2 separate regions of the Homo sapiens genome follow, and region 1 is linked to region 2. The links are chromatin contacts, found by Hi-C or POLR2A ChIA-PET in ENCODE. All regions are on one chromosome and are shown on one strand. Each heading gives the region's core, a stretch centred on a gene start or an enhancer-like site at or near the end of the contact. The rest is flanking DNA. Distances are from core to core; before and after follow the strand shown. Region 1 has its middle 15 kb from the start of NICN1. Region 2 holds the start of IMPDH2 (inosine monophosphate dehydrogenase 2).

What was found. Hi-C counts contacts between places; a loop is a spot of excess contacts on that map. ChIA-PET counts read pairs that join two places held with the same protein, here RNA polymerase II (POLR2A). Pooled maps may share reads with other maps.
Region 1: a loop to region 2 is called in a map with no recorded cell type, with 3 times the contacts of the local background. The contact joins the enhancer-like site here to the promoter of IMPDH2 in region 2. A Hi-C loop is called at or near these places in 1 of 168 maps with a recorded cell type or tissue (chondrocyte), 1 of 37 single-sample maps with no recorded cell type and 11 of 50 pooled maps. POLR2A ChIA-PET finds 5 or more read pairs at or near these places in 9 of 52 experiments (A549, AG04450, B cell and 6 more).

Annotation. Positions count from the first base shown.
Region 1 is chr3:49,442,907-49,445,847 of GRCh38, forward strand. No RefSeq gene overlaps it. Among named protein-coding and RNA genes, the nearest start is that of NICN1, 15 kb to the left of the region's middle. RefSeq lists an enhancer at 1,242-1,591. Within about 2 kb of position 1,290, at least 19 of the 41 ENCODE cell types and tissues checked have a DNase peak (open chromatin) inside an H3K27ac peak, as active enhancers do; they include B cell, where a contact is called at or near this core.
Region 2 is chr3:49,027,684-49,030,760 of GRCh38, forward strand. It overlaps IMPDH2 (inosine monophosphate dehydrogenase 2), which reads right to left and starts at 1,715. Exons shown (of 14, transcript NM_000884.3): 1 at 1,570-1,715; 2 at 1,075-1,123; 3 at 748-849; 4 at 565-639; 5 at 27-233. The coding sequence starts at 1,667. It overlaps QRICH1 (glutamine rich 1), which reads right to left. Exons shown (of 10, transcript NM_198880.3): 10 at 2,024-2,961. The coding sequence ends at 2,769. RefSeq lists enhancers at 848-1,450, 1,451-2,052, 1,506-1,715.

The DNA of each region.
Region 1 (2,941 bases), core at 40-2,539, 410 kb after region 2:
CATCCCGCCCCCTTCGGCCTCCCAAAGTGCAGGGATTACAGGTGTGAGACACAGTGCCCAGCCATTTATTTTTTGTTGTTGTTTTGTTTTGTTTTTGAGACTGAGTCTCACTCTGTTGCCCAGGCTGGAGTGCAGTGGCGCAATGTCTTCTCACTGCAACCTCTGCCTCCCGGGTTTAAGCAATTCTCTACCTTAGCCTCCCGAGTAGCTGGCATTACAGGCGCTTGCCACCACACCTGGCTAATTTTTATATTTTTAGTAGAGATTGGGTTTCACCATCTTGGCCAGGCTGGTCTTGAATTCCTGACCTCGTGGTCCACCCGCCTCAGCCTCCCAAAGTGCTGGGATTACAGGCGTGAGCCACTGAGCCCAGCCTGGTCTTTTTTTTTTTTTTTTTTTAAATGAAGTTTCATTCTTGTTGCCCAGGCTGGAGTGCAATGGCGAGATCTCAGTTCACTGTATCCTCTGCCTCCCAGGTTCAAGCGATTCTCCTGCCTCAGCCCCTGGAATAGCTGGGATTATAGGCATGTGCCACCACGCCCAGCTAATTTTGTATTTTTAGTAGAGATGGGGTTTCTCCATTTTGGTCAGACCGGTCTCGAACTCCCGACCTCAGGTGATCTGCCTGCCTCGGCCTCCCAAAGTGCTGGGATTATAGGCATGAGCCACCATGCTGGCTGTACAGGTGGATTTTTAAAGGAAAGAAGAAGCAATTCCTGAGTTGTTACCAATAACTTATATTAAAATAACATAAGCCATTGATTGCTTATATATTGTTTCTTTTTTCTTTTTTTTAATTGAGACAGGGTGTCACTATGTTCCCCAGGCTGGTCTCCTGGACTCAAGCAATCCTCCAGTCTCAGTCTCCCAAAGTGCTGGGATTACAAGTGTGAGCCACCCTGCCCAGGCCCCATTGCTTCTTTATATCACAAATTCCAGGAGCATGAAGATAATGGGTGAGGCAGTCAAGAACAAAATGACTTTTTTTTTCAAGACAAGCTATTGCTTCTGTCACCTAGGCTGGAGTGTAGTGGTGTAATCATAGCTCACTGCAGCCTCAAACTCCTGGGCTCAAGCACTCCTCTTGGGACTAGCACTAGGACTGCAGGCTCAGGCTACAGCAAGAATATTTTTCTTTACTTTTTTTCGTAAAGACAGGAGCTCACTATGTTGTTCAGGCTGGTCTCAAACTCCTGGCCTCAAGGGATCCTCCTGCCTCTGTCTCCCAAAGCACTGGAATTACAGGCATGAGTCACTGTGCCTGACCCAAAATAACCTTAAGCAACTGCCCCCAGGCATGGGCTTGAGGGAGGGAGCATGACTGAAGTTTCATACCGGAAGTCTCTCTGTGCCTGCACACCACACATAATTCAGACTGCTCTGAGCTATTTTTTCTTACAATTTTTTTCTTTTTTTTCTTTTTTTCTTTGAGACAGAGTCTCGCTCTGTTCCCCAGGCTGGAGTGCAGTGGCATGATCTCGGCTCACTATAACCTCCACCTCCTGGGATCAAGCACTTCTCCTGCCTCAGCCTCCCAAGTAGCTGGGATCACAGGCGCCCACCACCACGCCTGGCTAATTTTTAGTATTTTTAGTAGAGACGGGGTTTCCCCATGTTGTCCAGGCTGGTCTCGAACTCCTGACCTCATGTGATCTGCCCGCCTCAGCCTCTCAAAGTGCTAGGATTTTGAAAGTGCCAGGCGTGAGCCACTGGGCCTGGCCATTTCTTATAATTTCTTTGTGTTCATTTATTTATTTATTGTCTTTTTTTTTTTTTTGGTGGAGAATGGGGTCTCGCTATATTGCCCAGGCAGGTCTGGAACTCCTGGGCTCAAGCTATTCTCCTGCCTCTGCCTACCTAAGAGCTGGGGTTACAGGTGTGAGCCACCACGCCCGGCCATTCATTCATTCATTCATTCTTTCTTTGAGACAAGGTCTGGCTCTGTTGCCCAGGCTGGAGTGCAGTGGCCTATCTCAGCCATCCTCCCACTTCAGCCTCCTGAATAGCTGGGACTACAAGCATAGGCCACCCTACCCAGCTAGTTTTTGTATTTTTTGTAGAGACTGGGTTTCATGGTGTTGCCAAGGCTGGTCTCGAAACCCTGAGCTCAAGCAATCTGCCCACCTCAACTTCCCAAAGTGTCCTTATATTTAAAGTAAGACTCTTGGGGGCAGCATATAGCTGGATCTTGTCTCTTTTAATCCATCTTCCAATCTTGTCAAAAACAAAATCACAACAAATTTAGTTTAAGGATCGCTTTTTTTTTTTTTTTGAGATGGAATTTTGCTCTTGTTGCCCAGATTGGAGTGGAATGGCGCAGTCTCAGGTCACTGCAACCTCTACCTCCCAGGTTCAAATGATTCTCCTGCCACAGCCTCCTGAGTAGCTGGGATTACAGGCACCCGCCACCACACCTGGCTAATTTTTGTATTTTTAGTAGAATCAGGGTTTCACCATGTTGGCCAGGCTGGTCTTGAACTCCTGACTTCAGGTGACCCACCTGTCTTGGACTCCCAAAGTGTTGGGATTACAGGCGTGAGCCACTGTGCCCAGCAAGGATCTCCTTTTTTTTCCTTTTTTCTTTTCTTTCTTTTTTTTTTTTTTTTCTGAGATAGAATCTCTGTCGCTCAGGCTGGAATGCAGTGGAGTGGCTCACTGAAGCCTTGAACTCCTGGGCTCAGGTGACTCTCCCATCTCAGCTTTCTGAGTAGCTGAGACTACAGGTGCACGCCACAGTGCCCAGCTAGTTTAAGGATCTTAACTGGCTTTTATCTATGATTCCACAATCAGGCAACACTTCATTCTATAAAATAGAATGAGGCTGGGCGTGGTGGCTCACGCCTGTAATCCCAACACTTTGGGAGGCTGAGGCAGGTGGATCTCTTGAGGCCAGGGGTTCAAGACCAGCCTGGCCAACATGGTGAAACCCCGTCTCTACTAA
Region 2 (3,077 bases), core at 465-2,964:
GGATCTACTCTGCCAGTGGCACCCACCTCTTCCAAGAAACAGTCATGTTCCTCCTCTTTGAGAAAATCAATGTCCCTGGAGGAGATGATGCCCACCAAGCGGCTCCCCATCCGGCCTGTGTCTGTGATTGGGATACCGCAGAAACCATGCCGGGCCTTGGCCTCAAAAACATCCCGCACGCGATCCTTGGGGCTGAGGACCACAGGGTCTGTGATGAATCCCTGTTCATATTTCTGGAAAGGGATGGTGAGAAAGGGCATCGCATCTTTGAACTACTTTCATCAGGCTCTTGATCTGAAGCATGGGGTCTCTGCTTATCGATCCCTTTGGCAGTGCCACAAGACCAAATCACACCAACACATCTTAGAGACATGGGTAGGCTGGAGGCACTGTACACCTGGTCTATTGCTGCTGCTTTAAGAAACAGAATCTCAGGGTCTTCTCAGTAACTGAACCCCATGGTGGGAAGAAAGAATACTAAATTAGAATAAACCCCTACTCCCACCCCACCCCACCTCAGTGCAATTCCCAGGAGCGCTTGCTAATGATCGTTGCCCTTCTGACCTTCACTTTCCGAACTTCATTGGCCTGGAATTCAGGTGTACAGTTGTGGTGGATGAAGCCAATACCGCCTGTAAGCTACAGGATAAAAAGAGACTACTACTAAGTGACAAGAAGCAGGACTGAATGCCTTTGGGGAAAGGCGATGGAGTCCTTGCTCCTTCCCCCACACCCCATGGGGCTCACCGCCATTGCTATGGCCATCCCAGCCTCTGTGACTGTGTCCATGGGAGAGGAAACCAGTGGGGTCTTAAGAGTGATTTTCTTGGTCAGAGCAGAAGTCAGGTCCTGAGGAGACAAACGTCAACCAGTGTGGGAAAGCATCCCTTACACCTCAAGGTGTTACTGAGTCCCCCACAAAAAGGCACTTTTGTATGACCTGCATGCTAACAAGCAACATGATCCTATAAAATCCACCCCCAAGCCCAATCTGGTGAGTTAGCCCAGAGACCAGGTGATAGTAGCACCTTAGCTCACCTTGATGTTCAGGACCCAATTCCTGATCATACTCACCACCTGGTCTGCAGTGAAGTCGATGTACCCAGGGAGAATGAGAAAGTCACTGCGAGGGAAGGGAGTGAATTGGGAGTAAAGCTCTCAGCTTAGGGCAGCATGAGACTCCATCCCCATGTACCAATCAACCCGTAACGCATGTGAGCAGAGAGTGGCACTGACAGAGTCTGTGTGTCACAGGCACAGCACAAGGTGGAAATGGGTACAGGGGACCTTTTCTGCCACCGAGCTGTCATCAGTGCTCCTGGCACCCTGACAATTCCATGTGTCTGGAGCATGGAATCTCCGGCCTGAGATTCCAAGCACTACTGAGATGCTTCTCCGTACCCCAAGCACCGCTCCAGATGTCTCAAAGTGAGCCCCGGAGGTGGGTGGCCAATTCCCGAAACCTGTCCCCCACGCCCACGCCCAAGGCGGCTCTCGGAAGCCCCCATCTGGCCTTTTCCCCAGGGTGCCGCCCCTCTCTTCGCCCAGGTGAGCCCCATAGGCCCGCACTTGTAGGTGAGGCCGTCTCCGCAGTTGAAGAGCTGCTGTGCTGTGAGTCCGTCGTCTGGCACGTAGGACGTGCCCCCACTAATCAGGTAGTCGGCCATGGCCAACACAGGACACCGCCGCGTGTCTCCGAGGACCGCGCCGCAGAGACCTCTGCCGTCTGGGCCGCGCCAATATAAACCAGCCGATTTCGTCACTGCGCTGCGCGCGACGCTGACGTCAGGGCGTAGTGCGCGCGGGCGGAACCTACCCGCCTCGCTGCGGCGGGGGCGGAGCTGGCGCTGAAGAAACAGCGCATGCGTATAGCACATAGTGGCCTTGTCACTGAGGAGCTGCCACTTCACGTCCCACCCCACACTCCCCGCAGGACCTCGGCCAGTTCAATTAACAGGCAAGGGTTTACTTCTACTGTCCCGCCGGGCTCCTCCCCAAAATAAAGAGACGTTGTTCACTAACATGTTGAAAAGACGTGCTTGTCATTCTTAATAAACAACTAGAGTAAGAATACATAAGAGAAACAGAGTGGTATCTTTATATGATACACAAGTGTATGTTACAAGAATTCCATCAGGCACAGGAGCCTCAGGTTTTAAGGCCTCAATGTTAGGCCAACAAAAAAAAAAAAGGCATGGTAAAGTTTTTACTTTTACATCTAAAATGTCACTTGTCATAAAGGAGGGTGTAATAGAAATTGTCTTTAATAAATCATAATTGAAGTTCCCCTCATTTTTCTTCCATTAAGATGCTAAGTTTATGTCTGATCATGAAGAAAGAAAAGAACATCGTTCCCCTGTGGTCAGCAAAGTCTGTCAGCCCAGTGGAAGTCGGCTGGGGAGATTCCCTCCAGGGTCCATCCATCATTAATTCCATCTCTCTTGAAGATGGAAAGGGGCCACATTTCTTTTCACAGTCCAAGCCCTTTCCCCAGGCCCCAGACAAAAAAGAGTCAGCCAGCAACTTTCTAGGACATATGACACTCAAGGAAACCCAGAGCCACCATCGGCTGAGGAGTCTGCCGCAGCAGGTTTATGAAGATGCAAAGGGGGCAAAGTTTTCTTTTATATTTTAAACAGAAGCAGCCTGAAAGGCTTCGTAACTACACCAATAAAAAAAAGAAAAAAAAAAATGGAGGCCTCTTCTTTAGTGTGAAAGTCTGTCTGGTTTTTCCTGGCTGGTTTCTCTTGTGCCATGGCCAAGGCATCTCAGTGCATAGTGCTTGCATTGGCCACTGCGATGGCCTCCTGAATTTCTCTTATCACCAGGATCCGCGTCAGCATTTGTCCCATCTGCTCTCTGCTGATAGGCTGGACTGAGTACCAGATTGGGCTGTTGGGGGCCACCACTGGCTCAGGTGTCAGGTAAAAGGTGTCATTCCGGCCTTTCACACTCTGGGGGCTGAAGAATATGCGGATAAAAGTTGGGTACCACCAATATAACTTCAACCCTCCCACCCTGAACTTCCCAGACAGATGCTGTCTGCAAACAGTAAGGCCCCAAGTTATTGTGGCACA